Regions from separate parts of the Homo sapiens genome. Here region 2 is linked to region 1. A link is a loop called in an ENCODE intact Hi-C map of the cell type or tissue named here. Cell type or tissue: IMR-90. All regions are shown on one strand. Links, peaks and the distances in the headings refer to the core of each region. The heading gives the core; the rest is flanking DNA. Region 1 overlaps GULP1 (GULP PTB domain containing engulfment adaptor 1). Region 2 has its middle 300 kb from the start of LINC01090.

The links. Peaks named below come from ENCODE experiments on the same cell type or tissue, not always from the same donor. Only the 100,000 strongest peaks of a DNase experiment are listed, where the experiment ranks them.
Region 2: it touches region 1 in a loop (3.0-fold over the local background); 4 of 110 quality-filtered maps call a loop at or near these places.

Annotation. Positions count from the first base shown.
Region 1 is chr2:188,501,937-188,507,336 of GRCh38, forward strand. All of the region lies in intron 4 of GULP1 (GULP PTB domain containing engulfment adaptor 1), which reads left to right. Among named protein-coding and RNA genes, the nearest start is that of MIR561, 210 kb to the left of the region's middle. In IMR-90, for the core only: no CTCF peak of the experiment used is centred there; no DNase peak of the experiment used is centred there.
Region 2 is chr2:187,980,072-187,985,471 of GRCh38, forward strand. No RefSeq gene overlaps it. Among named protein-coding and RNA genes, the nearest start is that of LINC01090, 300 kb to the right of the region's middle. In IMR-90, for the core only: no CTCF peak of the experiment used is centred there; a DNase peak (open chromatin) is centred at 2,830.

The DNA.
Region 1 (5,400 bases), core at 288-5,287:
AACTTGAACACTTTTTGTGTTTTTACCTCTGTCGCACCAGGATTTTCAGAGCCATATTTTTAATTTTTTTAATGCCTTAACTGATAAACTATTTTTTCAAAAATATATTTGTTAATGATTTGTACTGACTTCATAGACATCACATAGTCATGCTTTATTAGAATTATAGTAGATAGGTATATCCCTAGCGGTGTAAGAGGCAATTGAGGAGGAAGGATAATAGTAGGATGGAATAGATGTTTATAAAACTGGTAAGAAGAGGGACAGAAAGGGAGAGAGCTGCATCTGATATCCATGGAAGGTGGTTTTCCCATAGGCAGTAAGTTGTCCTGATTTACTCTATGGCTGGTGAAGCAATTCTTAAGGAAATATTATCTACATTTTAGAACACTTATTGTCTAACTTATCAGGATTCATTCTTGAGCCTGGATTTAGTTTTAATAAAGATACTATTTCATGTTTATTATTAGTGCTATAAGAATATTATAGAGTAAATTATTCATTTTCCCTCTAAAGTAATGTCTATAATTTATGTAGTAATACCCACTTCTGGATATTAACTATATTACTAAAAGGTTAAAATTGTCTTCTTTTAGTCTATAAACCTATGGATTGATATTTCCTGAGACCTCCTATTTCTGTTTTTCTTAAATGAGATATATTTGAAAACAGGTCCCACAATGTGTGACACAGAGTAGGTGACTAATATATGTTAGAAATCATCTCCTTCTTTATATTTTCTACACTATAAAATTGTGCAGTAATTTAATTTAATCTCTGGGTGTTTCAATTACTTAAGAAGTTTTCCTAGAAAGTCTCTTAGTCAGTTAGTGCTGCTATAACAAAAACCTGAGATTGGGTAAGTTATAAAGAACAAAAATTTATTTCTCACAACTCTGGAGGCTAGGAGGTTGAAGATCAAGGGATTGGCAGGCTTAATGTCTGATAAGGATCCTGTCTTTGCTTCCAAGATGGCATCTTGAACTCTGTGTGCTCCAGGAGGGAAGAGTGCTGTGTCCTCACATGGCAGAAAGGACAGATGGGCAATAAAAGGTCTAGCTAGTTCCTCAAGACTTCGTATGGAGTCATAAATCCATGACCTAATCATTTCCTAAAGGTCTCACGTTTTAATACTGTTGCTCTGGAGATTACACTTCAAAAATCTTTGAGGGAGTACAGTATTTAAACCAAGCCTGTTAACCTGCAGCCTATGGGCCACATGTGGCCCAACACAAATTCTTGAACTTTCTTAAAACATTATGAGGTTTTTCGGCATTTTTTTTTAGCTCATCCACTATCATTTGTGTTAGTGTATTAGTCCATTTTCACACTGCTATAAAGAACTGCTTGAGACTGGGTAATTTATAAAGAAAGAGGTTTAATTGACTCACAGTTCTGTATGGATGGGGAGACCTCAGGAAACTTATAATCACAGCAGAAAGCGAAGGGGAAGCAAGCACCTTCTTCAGAAGGTGGCAGGAGAGAGAGAGAGCAAGGGGGAAACTGCCAAACCATCAGATCTCACAAGAACTCACTCACTATCATGAAAACAACATGGAGGAAACTGCCCCCCGTGATCCATCACCTCCCACCAGATCCCTCCCTCGACACATGAAGATTACAATTCGAGATAAGATTTGTGTCAGGACACAGAACCAAACCATATTAGTTAGCGTATTTTATGTGTTGCCCAAGTCAATTCTTCCAATGTGGCCCAGGGAGGCCAAAAGATTGGACACCCCTGATTTAAACCATAGCAGTCTCCTTTTCTTGTAACCATAACTAGACATGGACATGACTTCCATGGACTTTGCATGTAATAACACACACCAAATCTTATAAACGATGGAGAGTACTATTACCTTGTTAATACCATATGAATCCCTGAACTAGTAACGCTACCATCTTTTTTATCTTGATAATACTGTGTACTGAAAAACTTTAGTAACACATATACATTAAAATTAATTCTTAGAATACCTACCTGTATCCTAACTCTTTGGATTTAATTTTAGGTTAAGATATACTTAGTAAAATAAAGCCTTGACAATCCTTTTTAAAATGCTGATCTTCATCTGCCCAATACTTTTTTTCCCTGATAATTACCATTCCTTAATTCAGTACTACAGAGTATCTCAAAAGTAATGCTAAAAATGATGCTTTGGAGAGCTAAGGAGCAGAAATAATTCAGCTGTCACTCTTCTGTACAGTAGAAGGAAATGTCATGACTTCTAACTTCCAACATTAATAACATAGAGCTAGGAAAGCTCTAAAAAGAATGTATTGTCTGAAAAATAAAACTGACACGATGTCATGATTCACATATTTTCAATTTGGAAAACATGACTGTAGAAATTCATTGGGACTTTTAAAAGCTTGGAAGTTTACTGGAAGTAGGAACTATACTAAGGAGAACCATTTTTAAAGCAGGGCTTGAGTTGCCTATGTGGTGTATATACCCCTACAATGCATTTCAAGCCTAATAATTATTTCATGGTTTTATAAATTAAATGTTGTTATAACAATTATAAAGAAAGTTATTTTGACAGGCAACTATGTAGATCAGAATATAAAGGCAAAGGTAGTTATTTCTTTATCCCATTTTGACAGAGAGTAATAGGTATTTCTCCAAAGTACTTAACAATAGCAGAGAAAATGATGGTTAACAATAATTGTGAAACTGTTTTTCATATTCATAGCTATTGTAAAAATAAAACAAATATCCAGTGGGCTATTTGAAATTTAGTGAACTATCAAACACTTTTGTTGGTGAAATCACATATTAATCCAATTGCAAATCAAAGTTCCATCATATACATGAAGCTGCTTTATTTTTATTTCAGCTAATCAACAGTGAATCATAAGTTAACTGGTTTTTTTGTTTGTTTGTTATTTTACTTTATGCTGCTGTTGAATAAAGTCATAGCCTACTTTCTGAATGATCTCTAGCAAATTTACAAGATTATATGGCTTTTGACTGCAAACCTGTTTCTACTCTTCCATTTTGCTTTGTTGTTTTTTTTTTGCTTCATTTTGCTAATTTGTTTTATCTTTCTGTATTTTATGAGTAGTTATAAGCTACCTTAAATAAATTTTTGGAAGTAGTGGAAAATTTTTTAATCAGTGAAATTATTTTTTAAAATATTTTTATTTGAGGAAGGAACCCCTGGGAATTCAAGATCAATCATCAGCAAAATACCCTTTGTCTTAAACCTCTCTTCTGAACCTTATTGCTGCTTCTTACTCTGAATAAAAACCAATTCTTTCATAAGGACACTAAATCCCCAGTAGCCTCTGAAGTGGTATGTGTTTTCCTTCCACAACTATCCTGTAGCACCTGCTATAACAGGTGAATTAAATGTTCTCCTTTTCTCTTCCCTAAAATTTTCCAGCTTTGAATTTCACATTATCAAACTATGCCACCTTTCCTCTCTGTATTGAAATCATCTACAATCCCGAGTCATTCCTTCACTGTTTTAATTTTGTAACGCTTGGTTCATAGTTTGCCCCCAAATAACTCCATACTATGAAGCATATTATAATATACAGAATAGAATGTACATATTATAATATACAACAGCATATTCTAATGTATAGTATTCTATATAAATATAGAATCACACACTCTTCTGAGGTACTGATTTCCTTGTACAAAAATATTCTCAACCAAATAGACACAGCATTCCAAGTCCTTGGTCCATTCAGTGAAGATGTGCCATTCTGGGCTAGTAATAGAATTATCAGTGCACAGTCCTATTCATATGGAAGATCACAACCAAGAAGTTAAATGATTTGCTGTAAACTCTTTCTGTCTGTTGAACTGGAGATAAGTAAATTAAAGGCATTGAAATAATTTATGATATATTTATTGAATGCTGTGCCTTGACCTTCATAAACTGCATCATTTAACAAGACAAGTTTCAGACTTTAACCAATTTATAGTCACTGAACAAACATGCCTCAGACTTACCTCTTTTTTACCTCATAGTTGACCAACTGCATGACCTTATTAATGAGATCACCACACATCTACATAGTACAGTTACACTACTTAACAGATATATAATTATAGTACTGTATCAAAATTTACTTTATTAAATTTAGGAAAGAAGTTTCTAGAAGAATATATACAATATAATTAGCACCTAATAAAGTTTTAGTGTGATATTTCCTGCAAATTTTAATCTATAACATTTGATAAGTAGTGCCCTATTTATACACTCCTTTTGTCTTTTAATTTTAACTACAGTGTCATAAGCATACTTGCTAATGTAAGTATTCATTTTATGATCCCTATTAAATTTAAGATTTTCACTAATTAAATTCCTGGAGTTATAATGGGACATTAAAATTATTGGGAGAACTAGCAATGATAAATATATTTTCCTACTCGTTTGCATTTATATAATTTCAAATCAGTACATAAAAGCCAGAAACTAATTGATTATAGTTGTTTTCTATAATCTACCTGGATTATGTAGTATGGAGCAATTTAATTTTAGAGATACTCTTTGGCTTTTATCTATAAAATACTTTTAGTTCTCCCACTTGAATAAATGAGACAAGTCTATTAAATACTAACTTATTAAATCCTTAGCACTGTGCTAAACTCCATTGTCTCATTAACTCAAGAAATCCTCAGAAATATCACTACTGTTATTTTAAAGAGCAACAAGCTTGGGATACAAAGTAGATATAACAAAACAATTAGAAACAGCAGAGCCAAGATTCAAATCTTAATCTCCATAATTCCACAGATTCCCCTTAAATTCTACATCACTATGTAGAGTAAAGTTTGACCTTGTTATTCAGTAAGTAGTCAGTCCTTGAGGACAATAACAATTTACAAAAGTAAGCGCCTTAATGTCAGTGTTTACATGGGAATTTGTGTTTTACTCATGGCTTATATGATAAATTGGCAAATTTGCTATCCTGATAACAAATTGAACATTCAGTCAATGTGGGGAAGAACCAACCACAACCTGAACTTCTCCCAGAAAGTGTGTTTACAGCAGCAAGCCAAAAGCACTTTCTGTGGAGTGGCTAAGACTGTTGAGAGAAGAGAAAGTTACTTTTTCTCTCCCTGCATTTGCCCTAGGCTTTTGCCAGACCATCCACCCACTTTGCATTCTTTCCTGAAGGCTCCTGGCAGGATTTCTATAGGCGTAGATTGACAGATGGGGTTCTAGTAACTGAGGCCCCTCCAGCTCCAATGGGATGTCATCAAGGACTTTAAAAAGGCCTTTCCCCAAACTACCTGCTTTATAAAATGCTATCTATCTTCAAATAAAGAGTTAATCATGATTAAGTGGCAGTAACTCTGAGAGTCTCTAGGAAAATCCCATTCTAGAATTTATTGGGCTTTATGGAGTGATGCTTCCTGGGTTTGTGCAGATGTTT
Region 2 (5,400 bases), core at 288-5,287, 520 kb before region 1:
CTAGTTTTGGATCACTTTTTTTTTTTTGAGATGGAGTTTTGTTTTTGTTGCCCAGGCTAAAGCACAATGGCGTGATCTCGGCTCACTGCAACCTCTACCTCCCGGGTTCAAGCGATTCTCCTCAGCCTCCTGAGTAGCTGGGATTACAGGCATGTACCATCACGCCTGGCTAATTTTGTATTTTTAGTAGAGACAGGGTTTCTCCATTTTGGTCAGTCTGGTCTCAAACTCATGACCTCAGGTGATCTGCTCCCTCAGCCTCCCAAAGTGCTGGGATTATAGGCGTGAGCCACTGCGCCCGGCCTTGGATCACGTTGTTAAAAAATAAGCATTTTAGTGACCTGATTTGAAACAAGTAAATATTTTCTTTTCATCTCAAGCATACTATTAAGAACCTATTCCACAGTGATTTTTAAACTTAACTTTAGAGATCAAAGTTGTCTATAACTATCATCCAATTTACATTTTCAAGTGAAAATAATTTGGAAAATTCTGACTTGGAGTTAGAGATCAATAGTCCCCACTCCTTACAAAATGTTTATCATAAGTAAATCTTCCAAAGAATCAAGATAGAAGGTAATTTCAAATCTTTTTACTCAACATTAATATATAATCTTCATGCTATGAGTCATAAATTAAGACAGCTTATTATAGATGAATTTATGTAAATGTGTAGTGAAAGAGGGTCATGTTAATAATATTCCCAAACTATTATTATACGCCAAGCATAGCTTGTTATGGATTCATTCTATCATTTACTTCTGAGTGACAGTAGTTTATAGATTTCTTTAAAGAAAAATCAGTTGTAAATCCTTGAAAAAAAGTTAAAATTCAGAAAGTGCTATTCCTCATTGAGAAACTTCATATATGATGTTGCATTGAAGTGTCTTTAATATTATGTTTACTTAAAAGTTCTTTTTATAGGCTTCTAATCTCTAAAATAACAAAAATGACCAATATTATGACTTTCAGGGATTGAAATGCTAAATTTGAAGTCTTTGAATACACTGGAAATTTTAAAATTCTAAAACTCACAACAATATAAGAATTATGGTTTTATACTTGATATTGTTTTGGTTTAATATGACAATCCCTTGTTTTTGTGATTTAAGAATAGGTTTCTCATAACAAAGAAAGAAAGCTGAAAGTTGTTAACATTATTATAATATATTGTATTGAATTATGTTAGGTTAGGTTATGCTACAAATTCACATATTTGGCTCAAATTAGCTAAGACACCAAAAATTATCTAATAGAATACAAATATTCATTTTAAAATCAAGTTTACTAAGATGAAACTATTTATTTCATATGGCTAATTATTATTATTGTTCAATATTATCCTTAATGATTCTCACAAGTATTAATGGAGAGTTTCTTGCTAAATACTTTAATCTTTTATGTTAGTGTCAGGAACCTTTCTAAACTCCCTCTTGTGTGTTTTTGTTTTTTCTAAGCTTTATCGGGCATGATTCACAAAAAAACTTGCATATCTTTAAGGTATACAATGTGATGTTTTGATATACATATACATAGTAAAATGATTACTACAATCAAGCTAATTAACATATCCAACTTAAAACATAAATATGCATTGTTCATTTTTTAGTTTTTTCTTTTTCAGTACTTACAATTACTTTTCAAAAGGATTTTACATCATTATTAGATAAAAGAATAAGTTATAAATGAACATGTAAAGGAACACGGTTAGTTGTCAATAAGAAATTGTTACATCCTTATCACTTCTATAAATGAGTTATGTTGTTTCCAAAGCTGAACAATAACTTCAATAAATAAAAATATTTTTCGACAGCTAAACAGATTAATATTTTATAGCATTTTAGGAAGAGGTACCCTAGTTAGGAACACTATTTAATTGGTACTAATGAATATGTATCATTTGTGCTCCTATTGTTTTGACTTCTTGGCTGGGAAAAGCAAGCTATTATTTTGAGCAAGGTGAGATACGTATTTCTGTTAAGCCATTGCTTCATAGATTAACATTAGCAAGAAATCCTTGCAAAAGAAAGGCAATTGGAACACAGTTATTGAGACTTATTGCTCACTTTTCATTTACCCTTCTAAGGATCAACTTAACTAATCAATTTATCAACTAGCGACATATATTTAAACCTTTACTTAGAACTTTATTGTTCTTTCTGTTTTTGGTACACTTCAGAAATATAAAGAGAATGTTCATTGATAATTTCGTCTATTTTTAAAACCACATATAACACATATTTCAAAAGAACTTTACCTAAGGCAAAATTCTATTGTATGTTATTGAATATGAATGGTGAAAATATAAAATTTTCTAATGAAAACTGACTGGATTCAATGTTTCAGAGTGAAAATTTATCTTTCTTTTTTTAAATATATTATTAATATCAGAAATATCTTCCCTATGAGTGAACTCCATGCAAACAAAATATCTTCTGCGTTAGGTTTTGGAAGATAGCAGACTGAATACAGTTTTTGCCTAGCAAATGTTCTATGAATACTCTTTTTAATAGTTTGTCTATTGACATCAAAGAAATAAATCTTTTTTTAAAGTCTATTTAAAATTAACAATTATACAGCCAATCCTCATTCACAGATTTTATATTTTTGAATTTGCCTACTTACTAAAATGTATTTATAATCTTTAATCAATACTTGCAGGGCTTTGGCAGTCATTCAGGGACATGTGCAGAGGCCAGGATACACATGTCCCCAGCTAAGGTCACACAAGGCAAAGTTCTGCTTTCTTTTTTTAGCTCTCATACTATAAATAAGTGTCCCTTTTGCAATCTCTTTAGCATCACTGTTTTACATTTTTGTGGGTTTTGTGGGTGATTTTGGTATTTAAAATGTCTCTTGAGTGTAGTGCTGAAGTACTGTCTGGTGTTTCTAAGCACAAAACGGCTATGATGTGCCTTACAGAGGAAGTGTGTGTGTTGGATAAGCTTTGTTCAGGACTGAATTGTTGCACCTGAGTTCAATGTTAATGATAATATATATTAAATAAGATGTCTTCAAACAGAAACACATATAAAACAAGGTTATTAATTGATCGGTTGAGAAAAAATATCATGATCAGAAGCTCACAGAAATCTAGCCCTGTATTTTCTGTAAGCACCATGGTTCAGCATTGACAAATTCCATGTTCACAGCAATTTTATACAATGTAACTACTGCAAATAATGAGAATTAGCTGTATAACTAAGTAAATCAAATCCTGCTGAATAAATTAAACATCTGTTAATTTTTATATCTTTTTTTGTCGGTAAGGTATCTTCAACTTGATTATTATTCTTTATGCAAAAGGGTTAAAGTATGCTCTGAGCAATTGTAAAGAAATCTATTGGTATATGGTGATATGCTGTTTCAGAAATGCAAGTCAAATCATGTTTTCTCTCAGCTAAAAGGTGTTCTATGACCTTCCAAGGCTTAAAAGATGAAGCGCAGTTTCCTCATCATGGCATAAAAAGTTCAATCACAAGCCTAATACTTTCCTACCTCTCAAGCACTTGTCCTGATCATTCTCCCTTTTGCAGCTTCTGCACTGAAGTTCACATGCTATCCCCACTCCCTGTAAATGTTCTACTTGATCCTTGCCTAATTGTTGAACTTCTAAAACTCATCAAAATTCTCACTCCCAATGTTACTTTCTCTGTGACCATTTCTCTAAATTGCCAATGCAGAGATCATAACTTCCTTTTTTGTAATCCCATAGCATTTTGTAGTTTTCTTTTTTGTGCCTGTCTTTCTCATTGCATTGAGAGTTGCTGCACTTTGGTAGTTGCATGTTGGATGTATGGAATTACTCAGAGCACAATGTAATTGTTACATTTAAACCAATTTTCAAATTTAATCCTCATAAAACACCAGCAACAAAATCTATGCATTTCTATCAAGATTACAGCACCTTAGCATTCAACAGAATGGAGTAATCTTTTGAGGAGACATTAAGCAGGTGTTGGCCACTCCGTATGTAACCTACACTTTCTAAGAGTTCTATGGTGTCCTCATGGGGGATTATTCTCCCACCACTGTGCATGGGGCTTGGCAGGAGGGGCATTACCACTATGCCGCCTTTTACCACTGACATGCGTTTGAAATATAATTTGAAATTAATCTTATGCATCAAGGAAATTAGGACAAAATTTGGTAATTGCAGAAGCAACAGTGTCCATGTTAAGGCAGCGTTAGCAGGAGCAGTAGGAGCAGCCTCTGTTGTGCTAGCTAGAGGGATGGATAATGATGTTAGGCTCAGATGGCCAAGATAAATTCTGCAGTATTCAATATGCATGTAAACAATAACTGAGAAATTGGTACTTATAATGTGACTGTAGTCATTAGCATAATTTGATGGTTAAAAACCCTTGCGACCTAGGTAGTTTTGGCCATTTATTAATAATAAAAGCTAAGACTTTTTAAAAAATTGAAAGAGATAGATAAGAGACATATGGTCCTATCCATTCTTTGAAAATATAGGATTCTGAATAAGGCAGTGATACAGTTTGCCCAAAGTCACATAGTCATTGGCAAAGCTAGGCTAAAAGCCAGGCTTTTGAGGTTTAATTTGGTACTATATTTTATGATGCCATCATGCTTGCCAGATTACTTCTTACTCATTTTTATTTTTAGCATAATTTGAGAGTCTTTACTTTTTAACTTCTCTACTTAAAAAGAAGCCCTTATCATGTGTCATCACTTTTTAGAATAGATATTGAGTTTTGTAGATGTCATATATGAATATCATCATTAAAGATAATAAAATTCTTGTTTTAATATGTAAATAAGAATTGTAGAATGTAGAATCATATACAATGATATTGAAATTAGACTACAGTTCCAGCTATGATTTGAAAATTTCAATAATATTACCCTGCATACTGCCTTTATATGTTAACTCATTTTATGGATTTTTTACAAATATTTCTATTTTATGTACATTGGGAATTTTTAAAAGAAACATTTGGTTAGGTTATAACAGTCATATCAGATCAACTTGATGGGCAACAACTCTAAATAAAACCTAATTCATGATATTTATTTGAGGCCAAAATTTTTAAATAAGTTATGCAAGTTCAAAATTCATGAGGCAGTGAAATTTGCAGCCTTTTAAAAAAAATCCAGTCCAGATTTGGTGGCAACCATGTCTTCATCTCTATATATTTTCCAGTACTTTGGATCCATTAAAAGGATTCAGACAGGGCTTTGGTTTTTTTACTGCCATAACCACCATCAGAAAGGGAAATTAAAATTTCCCACAGTGGTGTCAATCTCTGCTTCTCAGTCCATTCTATTCCAGTCAGTCCATGCTCAAGTCCGTTCCAGACTTGGACTTAGAACAGCAGCACAGTTCGAGCAAGAAGCCACTACACAGCTTACCAAATTGCCTTCCTATGAAATATT